Regions from separate parts of the Homo sapiens genome. Here region 2 is linked to region 1. Evidence: read pairs that join two places in POLR2A ChIA-PET (ENCODE). Cell type or tissue: CD4-positive, alpha-beta T cell. All regions are shown on one strand. Each heading gives the region's core, and the rest is flanking DNA. Links, peaks and the distances in the headings are about the cores only.

Region 1 (5,379 bases), core at 55-5,054:
CACATGCAAAATTCTGTCACCTCTCAGAGACCTCAGGAGTTGACAAGTTTGGTTAAGAAGATACTTTCAACCTTGGCTGGCAGTTTTTCTAAAATTTCAATGCTTTTATAATCTGATTTAAATGGCATCTATATTCTAAAAGGTTGTAACTGTGAAGCTCTCTTCCTCCATTCTATGATTTTCCCCCTTAAGTTATTGTAAAATGTCAAGAATGAAAATATTTCCTTTATTGAGGGAGATTGAGGAAACAGGTCTTTGTTCTTGTGCACAAATAAGTTCAATTCATTTCCCCTCTGTTTCTCTCTAAAACACATTTGGCTTTTGTTTAGAGAATAGAATGTTAAACCTAGACGTGACCTTAGGGGTCATCTGGTTCAATTCCATTTGACAGATGGAGAAAATGAGACTCAGAGAGAAGTGATTTAGTGGCAAAACATGGCATATATTTCAACTCTCCTACTTACTGGACTACTGCTCCTTCCAATTCATCTTGTCATTTCAAAGACGACCATAGGCATGTAGAACCAATATTGTGTGTGTGTGTGTGTGTGTGTGCGTGAGTGTAAAAGAGAATTTCAGTATTTTTTCTTTTATTGAGAGCATTAAGTTCATTCATTCATTCATTCACACAACAAATATATATAGCACCTACTACTTGCCAGACACAGGATACAGTGGTGAGCAAAGTACACAAAATCCCTCCATCATGGACCTTACATTCTAGTGGGGGACACAGACGATAAACCATTAATTAAATAATTCTGCTCCTAAGTGGTTTATACTTGTACTTGGGGTCCATTCTTCCTAACTCTTTCTCTGTTGGTGCCTCTACTATCTCCATTGCTCTCCTCTTTCATTTTCTCCCATTTCCTCTCGTGTGTATGGGGAGAGAAGGAAGAGAGTCATTTCAATTCCTCTTTTCTCTACGCTTCAAGCTCAGTGTGAAGTTTTGAATTTGCTAAAGTCAGGTTTAGTACTGGTGTAGGATTAGAGTGAAGATGTCAGTATTTTTCATCAACACTGCACTAGTGGGCTGGCTCGGCTGGCTCAGCTGTCAGCTTGCTTGTAAGATGACAATGAGGTACTGGATGTGAAAGTTGTACTATTACCTTATAATTTATCTGTTTTTTAGTGCAATTTTAGTTGTGCTGAACCCCGTCATACCTGGCTGCTTTGACAGGTGTGCTATTTTAGCAACATGGAACAAAACAGAGAAAGAAAAAAAGAGTGCATGGTACGCTTGTGCTGTCAGATCCAGGTTGCTCTGTTCCTAAGTTTATGGATGATTTGTTCAGAGTTGTTAAGAGACAAAAAAAGGTTAGGTTTTGTTTTCACTTATGTGACACTGAATGTTCTCACAGTTCACCTCACAGGTCAGCTGTTGCTCATATGGACTGATATAAAGGGATCCCTTTCCCTGTCTCCTTTCTATTTGAAATTCCACCATTTTGATTAATTCCTCTGGGCTAACCATTTGCCTGCTCAATATATGGAGAGCCCAAGGTGGACAACCTTTCAAATCCTTAATGTTGGAGTATGCATTCATATATCAGATTAATTTCTTCCTTGATCCAAAGCATGAAAAGGGGTAAGAGGTGGAGTTGGTCAAAAACATGTGAGGAAGGAAGATGATAAAATAATATTGGTCCCATTCCCCAGAGCCATCCCCAAATGTCACCTTGAATGCTTTAAAAAAAAATTCTTAATGCTGAAAATGACTAGTAGGAGACTTATGTTTATACTTTGCATACTAAGGCTGGACACTCTTCAATCAAGAAGAAAAGTTGCTACCAGCTACCACTGAAATCTTAGAGGATTGTTCTTAATCCTAGTAGATGAAGAGCAAATATCTGCCTTTGGTGCAAGTCAGCTCTGTACATCCAATCCATTGGTAAGACATGTGAGGAATTAAGTGTCGTTCTCGCTATTGAGTTCCCAGCCTTGCCATATTCTCAAAGAACTACACACTGAAGTTGCAGAAAGCATATAATAGACGACATAGCTTCAGTTATTTAAATTCAAATTTTAAAAGTACTTTACATAATCTAAAGGTACATGTACAAGACCATTCAGCTTCAGCAATAAATAAAGTCTTACTCTAGTGAAAATGCAGGAAGCTTTGCGGAAATATTACCTAGCACATTTTGAAATAGAAGCAATGTTTTATTTCAGAGAAGAAAATGAAGGTTGAAAGGTTTTAAAATATTAAAGACAGTTTAGCCTCAATCGAAGAAATAACATTTTCTAGAAACAACAGAGAATAAAAGTTACAACAAAATTATCAACAACTTGCAAATGATTCAAAACAGATTTTATGGACAAAATGCTGAAAGGTGGGCCCTGTACACCAAAGGGCACATACAAATCCACATAAAGGCAAAGCACCAGTTAAATGATTCACAGTCTCATCTAAAGCCCATCAAATAGATACATCTGGAACATCTTTGGATGTACATTGTGACTTTTGTATCTCAACTAGCACTTTGGGACCTTGGACAAGGTGTTAGGAAAGAAATCAATATTTGCTCAGGATCAAGACTTCTCAAGATGACTGCGTGAGGTAGAAGGAAGAGGGAGAAGAAGAACTTGCCCAGAGTTCACTGTTCATCTACTATGTCTGATTCTGTAGGAGTCTTCATGGCCATGTTCAGTAATGATTGCATACTGACAGTACTGATAAAACTATCAGTGTTTTGTTCTCAGAGCTCTTGGTCCTTTCATTTTGTCAGTGTGTTTTTGCCCTACGTAGTGGGTCCACATACCAACAGAGACATGTACAACTTGCCTCTATCATCAACTCCTTATGGGCTAGTTGAGCTAAGTTATTCCTGGTGGCCTCTGAGTAAACCGCAAGAACAGAAGCATTACTAAGCATCCCCGTCTGAGTGCAAGGGTGTGTGTTGGCAGTACAGCCCCAATCTTGCAAAATCCTTCTTCCAATGTTCCTCCCCTCTCTGTATGAACCCTGTGTTGGGGGGCAGAAGATGGAAGCCCTTGGCAAGCTCGATCGAACCAAGCTACTAAATTGCTGAGCTCGTTTTAACTGAAGTGTGAGAAGGAGGTTTAAGGCAAGTAGACAACATCCTGTTGTTGGGGTGCTTCTCTCTTTTTTGCACATCTGGCTGAACTGGGAGTCAGGTGGTTGACTTGTGCCTGGCTGCAGTAGCAGCGGCATCTCCCTTGCACAGTTCTCCTCCTCGGCCTGCCCAAGAGTCCACCAGGCCATGGACGCAGTGGCTGTGTATCATGGCAAAATCAGCAGGGAAACCGGCGAGAAGCTCCTGCTTGCCACTGGGCTGGATGGCAGCTATTTGCTGAGGGACAGCGAGAGCGTGCCAGGCGTGTACTGCCTATGTGTGCTGTGAGTATGATACGGTGGACATGGGCCTGCTGAGGGTGTGGGCGGTGGGCAACAGCAGCTGGGGCCAGGGTGGAGGCCGAGGCAGGCAGGGGCGCCGGCGTTAGCAGCTCGCCGACGCCTCCTCCGTGGCCCACCCTCAAGTCCAGCCCAGGGCCGTGGTGGAACACACTTTCGCCTCAATCCCTCGCTGGGGATTTCATTCCCTGGGCCTCCTGCTCTCCAGAAGGCCCTCACCAGAGCCTTTTGGGGCAGCTGCAGAGAATGCCATTTCGGGTGGTGAAATGTGGTCCACAGTTTACCTTCGCTCCGGGAAAGACCCAGGCTCCCCACTTCCATTTTGACCCCTATCGGGTGGCGCCCTGCGAGCCTTACTCTAGCTCTCTTTAAACGACTTTTGAAGTGTCATCCCAAAGGAAGAGCATGACATTCAGAGAGAGGAGGCACATTAAGAAACAGAGTCAATTACTTTAAGAATGCAATGCCAGTTAGGTCGAGATGCTGAGAGAGGAGGGGGATGTGTGTCAGTAAAATCACCTCTCTGGATCTGCTGATGTAGCATCCTTTAGAAAAGTAGTGGGGGGTGGGGAGGGGCAGGGGATTTCAGAAATAGGACCCTTCTTGATAAACGTTAGGACTCACAATAGTCTTAAAGGGAATGGAGGGAAAACACCCTTGTTATGATTCAGCTTTGCCATTTGCCTAGGCATGTCTCATTCTAAGGCTTCATTTTGAATCAAATTCATCTGCGTCTTTGCTCCAGGGCTCCGGAGTCAGGCAGATCTGAGACTTTGTCCTGTGCTCGTCAGATGTTAGGTTTGTGACTTGGGCAAATTAACCTCTCAGTTCCCCAGTTTTCTTATCCATTGAATAGGTATCATATTACTGCCTACCTCATAGGATTGTAAGATTAAGTGCCATAATGCAGTAAAAAAATTAGCACTGGGGCCTGACACCTAGTAAATGTTCAATAAATGTAAGCTATTGGTATTATTATTATACCAAAGATATATTATTATTTTATCTTCTCTTTTCAGTTGATTTCTTTTAGGAATCATGGGGGCATTTCTAAGGAAGGACCTAGCTCAGGCATTATTGTCAGCAGGATAAAAAAAAAAATCCATGAAAACAGCAGCCCTGCATTGTAGGTTCTAGACAGAAACCAAATGAGGTTAAATGCTTGGTAGTAAGTTCAGCATCTGATAATACCCCACAAGAGTTTGAAATACCTTATGGGTCAGTGAAGAAAGATTATCCTGATGCTGGTGCTAGAAGATTTTTCACTGTATATTGTTTTTTAAAAACGGTCAAGCCTTGTTTGTGGCAGCTCTCAGGTCATGCTAAATACATTTTTCACAAAGGCTTCAAGGGAAATACGTGGAAGCTATTGAATGTCTTGGGCTTGAATCTTTATGTTTTGCTTATATAATTATTGTTCCCGTGTGGAACCTAGGGAAGGGCAATGAAAACCAGCTAGGATTCTTAGGCTCTTTTCTCATTGAAAGAAGGTGGAGTGAGTGGGTGGGTGAAAGGCGCTGCTTTAGGGAAGCTGACAAAGGAGATAACATGCTCCTTAACCCAAAGGTGAAAAAGAATGTACAAAACAAGTCTGGGCAGGGGAGGGACAACAGGGTATAGTGAGAGGCAAGATATACCTAAGGCTTCAGCCTCACGGGGCTCCTGGCCGTTTCTCAAGCTCCTCAAAAATGCCCCCACTTAGGATTTCTGCGCTTATTGTTCCTTCTGCCCAAAATACCTTCAGTTCACATGTTTGTTCAACTGTCTCCTCCCTCAGAGAGGACTTGCTTGACCACCTATCTAGAACAAGTGCCCTCTCCCTGTCCCTGATACACTCACTCCATCTCTTTATTTTTCTTCAAAGAGCTTTAAACTATCTGATAATTTGCTTGTTTACCTACTTATTGCTGGGCTGTCCTGCAAAAATATAATCTCCATGAGGGCGGAGATACTGTCTCCATCACCAGAAACACAGGAACACATAATAGGCACTCAGCAGATAT
Region 2 (5,379 bases), core at 253-5,252, 100 kb before region 1:
CTGCAAAGTCCTTTTTGCCATGTAAGGTAACACGTTGATAGGTTTCAGGGATTAGGATGTGAACCTCTTTGGAGAGAGTTATCATTTGACCTACCACAGGGAGCAATGGGAAATACTGGACTATGGTATTAAACATGCTAATACAATCATACTCTACTAGGGTTATGCTAGTGTCAAACCTGATCAGATTTGGGGAGTTCCTGACATTTCTCAGATACCTCTTTAGAGGCTGGAGTTGGCTTCTACACTACCGACAAGATCTAATGTTCTCTACTGGTGGGGCAGTGGCAGAAGCTCCTGAAGGGAGAAGGAGCAAGGGCTTGTGCACTGAAGAAGGGGATTTTCCCCAAAGCTTCTTCTCAGAAACATACCCTTCTCAAAAAGACCAAAGTCATGCAGAAGAATTCCGTGGCAGTGGGTTAAAGTTACCTGTTTAATCGAAAGTAGAGATAACCTATCACTTTCATTTCAAATGGAAACCTGGGCTCCAGAATGTCTTAAATGACAGTGTTACCAACCTGGGAAACCCCCCGTTGACTGGTGAGCAAGAAAGTAAGGCTGAAAGCAGGCGATCTTTTTATGCCACCTAATGTATTTATGACAGGTGCTCTGCTGTGTTTGGAGAAATGGACACCCGAAGTTTTCGGCTTTCCTGCAGAGAATATGTGATCCCTTCTTTCTTTCTCTAAGGATATTTAACTGTATTTCATGATATGACAATAATAACTCTTGACTTTGATATAGTTTCTGCTAGGTCTGGGGTCCTCAGAACTGACTACATCACCAGAAATAAAACTGAAGACTAGATAGGGGTTATTGAGATCCCATTAAATACTGCCTTGGATAAGAACAGTAATTTCAGCTTAAGTGCTTGATTATGCTGAAGATTCTATTGCAGAGTATGAGTAACTTAGACTGAGAAATAATTCCTCATGTGGTTTTGGATCTGCTTGGGAAAATACATACCAGAGGTTTCCAGGCATCTCTTTCTTACCAAATCTCAATAGCATTTTCTTCACTCCCATGTTTTTCTCATCCCCACTGACACTGACTACCCTAACTTTTTATATTTTTTTAATATTTTGGCTTCAGTGGTCCAGCCTTATACTAGTTTTCCTTCTATTCTTTTGACCACATCTCTGCTTTATTTCCTGGCTCTTCTTTTTTCTTCTTTGTTATAACTGGATTCTCCTAAAGACATTCTCATGGACACTCTCCTCTTTATCTTTATATACTCTTTCGTCAATCCATCCATTAAACATTTAAAAAGTATTTAAATATTTATGTTTGGAGACCTGTATTGTGCTCTGGGGATAGATAAACGTATTAGACACAATCCTTGCCTTCTGGGAGCTCAAAAACTGGGGAAGGAGACAGAAAATCAATGAAAATAGTATAGTGTAATATTTAGTATGAAATATATAGGACATGTTTTATGGAACTCCATGGTAGGGGCATCTATATATTTCCAGTTGGGTTGCTTTCATCTAGAAATAACAGAAAATTCAAAATGATTTAAGCAATGAGGATAAATATTTCTGATAACAAGAAATGTAAAGCCACAGAGGTTCCAGAGTTTGTCAATTCAGTAGCTTAAGGACATCATTAAGAACCCAAGTGTTTTCCATCTTTTCATCTTTCTCATCTGCTATCTTAAGCAAATTCCTTTCAGGATTGCAAGAAAGCTGCAGTGGTTGCAGGCATCACATGTAGAAATGATAATGTTCACCAAAGAAAAAGGTGTTACTTGCAGTGAATTTGATTTTATGAAAAACCTATTTTTTTTTTTTTGAGACAGGGTCTCACTCTGTAGTCCAGGCTGGAGTGCAGTGACATGATCATGGCTCACTGCAGCCGCGACTTCCCAGGCTCAGGTCATTCTCCCACCTCAGCCTCCCAGGTGGCTGGGACTACAGGTGCATGCCACCATCCCGGCTAATTTTTTAAAAAAAATTTTTGTAGAGATGGGGTTTTGCTCTGTTGCCCAGGCTGGTCTCGAACTCCTGGGCTCAAGCAATACCGCCTGCCTCAGGCCTCCCAAAGTGTTGGGATTACAGATGTGAGCCATCGCGCCCCACTGAAAAACCTCTTTTTGAAGCCTCCACTCAACTTCTTTCAAGGACCCATTAACTAGGATTACCAATTACTGGCAAAGAGAATAAAGATGCCTTGATTGATTGGTTTAGATCAGGGGATCTCAGCTTTGGCTGCACGTGAGAGACACCTGGAGGGCTTTTAAAAAGCTCATGCCCAAGCATATCCTAGAGCAATTAAATCAGAATCTCTGACTGTGGACCCAGGGATCCACATTTTAAAAACTCCCCATCTGATTCCCCTGTGCAGCCAAGGTTGAGAACTATTGGTTTAGACCAATCCCTCTGATTTGTGTCTCTGGAGAGGGAAGAGCTCCCAGTCTCCCTTTAAGAACCGGAGTGACTGCTATAGGAGAAAATTGAGATTCTATACGCAAGGAAGAAATGAGGAATAGCTTTTTGGTGGGCAAATCACAATGTCTGCCACAGTGACTAATCAACATTCATGATTTCAGTTAGCATTTCTGTGAGGAGACTGATGCTTCTAGCTTTGACCTCGTCTGAGTTTCAACTGTTTCCTGGCATTTCTACTTGGATTTTTTCATCCACACCTCGATGTCAACTTGTTCCAAACCAAGTGTTCCAGCCTGCTGCCTCTCCTGATGACATTATTTTCATAACATGCTACTAGCATTCTCAGGATATTTCAGGCTCAAATTCTTGGAATCTTTTCTTCTCTGTCTCCTTTACGACTATTTAAAAAGTCGCCTCACCCTGTTTTCATTTTGTTTTCTGGAGATGTTTTTATTCCACTGTACTATATCCTCTTCCAGACTGGTTCAGACTGCCCTTGCAGCATTGTATACTTGCATTCTGTAACAGCTTCCTAGCTGGCTTCCTGATTCTAGCCTTAAACCTTTTCAGTTGATTCCGCATATCACTTGAACGAGTTTAGACATATTGTAGACATCACTGTAGACATAGTGCTAAGATACTGCTTTCATTATGTCACTCTGCACAATGCCTTTTGATGGTTTCCAAATCCTACCTGTTTTCAGGGTCCTCCAAATTTCAGGGTTTTCCCATCTATTAAGGCCTGGTTCCAGCCCTAGTTCCTGTAGGAGGCATTTTCCATTTACTCCAGACCTCTTGGATCCACACAGATCTTGGTTCAACTCCTGACTGTTACGTAACTACCTGTGTTTCCTTGGCAAGTTGCATATGCTTTCTGAGTTTTAGTTTCCTCATCAGTAAAGTGGGAATAATACTAGGTGTTTTTTTTTTTTTGAGACAGAGTCTTGCTCTGTCGCCCAGGCTGGAGTGCAGTGGCATGATCTCAGCTCACTGCAAACTTCACCGTCTGGGTTCAAGCGATTCTCGTGGTTCAGCCTCCTGAGTAGCTGGGACTGCAGGTATGCACCACCATGCCCAGCTAATTTTTGTATTGTTTGTGGGGATGGAGTTTTGTTATGTTGGCCAGGCTGGTCTCAAACTCCTGACCTCAAATGATTCCCCCTGGCCTTGGCCTCCCAGAGTGCTGGGATTACAGGCGTGAGCCAATGCCCCAGGCCACTAGTTTTCATCTCATAGGGTTATTATCAGGATTAAATGAGTTCCTTTTCTCCCTGCCTTTTTTCTGACATCTTATGTTGCCTACTTTTTAGTACATAATGTAGCCTTTTATTATCTAATGCCCTGTACCCTGGGCTCATTGTTTTTTGCATGTAAATATCTTTTCACTACAACTTGACAGACAAGCTCTTTTAAGGAAAGGCGCTGTACTTGCCACTTTTCTTGTGTGCCCTCCTGAATTCTGTTGTATGCTAAGCCCATATAGAAGGTATTCCACAATGTTTGTCCACTTTTTAAGTATTAAGTAGCACAAACAAAAAGTACTATAGGAGCTGGGAGAACAAATCTGTCTGCAGCTTAAGGAGATGGAACTTCTGTTCAGAGTTACTTTTTGCTGTCTGCCTTTCAGTCAGCAGCCTCCCTGCTTGGTTCCTGGCACTGAGTTTCAGGTGATCTCATTTGGATAGAAGAATCTCCATCCCAGTTTTCATTGCTTTCACTCTTGGAGCAAGGTAGAGATCTGACTTCTATGGCACTAAGCTTGCATTCAGTGGCCTGTTCATCATATCAGCAAAGGCTAATGTCTTTGTCTTCTGGTAGGGTAGGGTGATTTTCTCATTGGAAGCTCCATTTGGGTGTTGCTTTCTAAGTGTTACCAAAGTTGTTGCAAGGTGTTAATGCAAATGAGGATAAACAAAAGTGTGACTCTTTCTTGGAGAAAAAGGTATCATATATTTTGCTCTGTGGCTTCACATGGTTTTGGGTGTTTTTGTTGTTATTGTTTTGTTTACTTGTTTGATTCTCAAATTGTGATATTCCTCTTCCCTGTAACCCGTTTGAATTGGAATCTACATCACTGGGAGTTGGGAAAAAAAAGCCTTGGGCAGAGAATTAGAAGACCTGAGTTTGTTTGTAGCTTTAGCCAAGTTAGTCCTTCTTATTGTGCCTCAGTTTCCTCATTTGCAAAATAGGAATAATGCCTGCCCTGCCTATTTCACATTGATGTGGAGAGAAAAGATGACCAGCTGCATAAGCATGCTTAGGAAAGTGAAAAGCCTTTACAAATGTGAGGATGTATATATGTATGTATGTATGTATGCATGTATGTATTTATTTATTTGAGATGGAGTCTCGCTCTGTCGCCCAGGCTGGAGTGCAGTGGCGTGATCTCAGCTCACTGCAACCTCCGCCTCCCCAGTTCAAGCGATTCTCCTGCCTTAGCCAACTGGGTAGCTGGGATTACAGGCATGTGCCACCACGCCTGGCTAATTTTCATATTTTTAGTAGAGTTGGGGTCTCACCATGTTGGTCAGGCTGGTTTCAAACTCCTGACCTCGTGATCCCACCTCAGCCTTCCAAAGTGCTGGGATTACAGGCATGAGCCACCGTGCCCGGTCGGATGTATTCTTTTAAACGGCATTTAAACACAATCTGGCTTCAAGGGAACATTCTTTAACCACTGGGAGTTGATAGATTTTGCTTTTGTTATTAAGGATAACACTTATATTATTGTCTAAAGGTATTTGATGGTTTTCCAACCCTTCTTCCAGTGTTTATACTTATGTATGTGTGGGGGTGGTGGCAGGCTTCCAAAAACTGTATTCCATATGATTTTACCTTATCATAGGGTCATATATATGTGGTTTATATGAAAATTCTTATTTGCATTATAAGTAATCTCCCTTCCACGGTTCTTGTGGGTTTTAATGATTCATAATTAAATTTATTTTGAAATGTAATAATTTCCATTCTCTGAACACTTTACCATGTATTA

What was found. Peaks named below come from ENCODE experiments on the same cell type or tissue, not always from the same donor. Only the 100,000 strongest peaks of a DNase experiment are listed, where the experiment ranks them.
Region 2: POLR2A ChIA-PET joins it to region 1 with 7 read pairs; 3 of 35 experiments call an interaction of 5 or more read pairs at or near these places.

What each region holds. Positions count from the first base shown.
Region 1 is chrX:124,343,419-124,348,797 of GRCh38, forward strand. SH2D1A (SH2 domain containing 1A) reads left to right here and starts at 3,145. Exons shown (of 4, transcript NM_002351.5): 1 at 3,145-3,361. The coding sequence starts at 3,225. In CD4-positive, alpha-beta T cell, for the core only: no CTCF peak of the experiment used is centred there; DNase peaks (open chromatin) are centred at 3,113 and 4,043; H3K4me3 peaks cover 2,386 bases; H3K27ac peaks cover 2,868 bases.
Region 2 is chrX:124,239,670-124,245,048 of GRCh38, forward strand. No RefSeq gene overlaps it. Among named protein-coding and RNA genes, the nearest start is that of TEX13D, 90 kb to the right of the region's middle. In CD4-positive, alpha-beta T cell, for the core only: no CTCF peak of the experiment used is centred there; a DNase peak (open chromatin) is centred at 522; H3K4me3 peaks cover 496 bases; H3K27ac peaks cover 216 bases.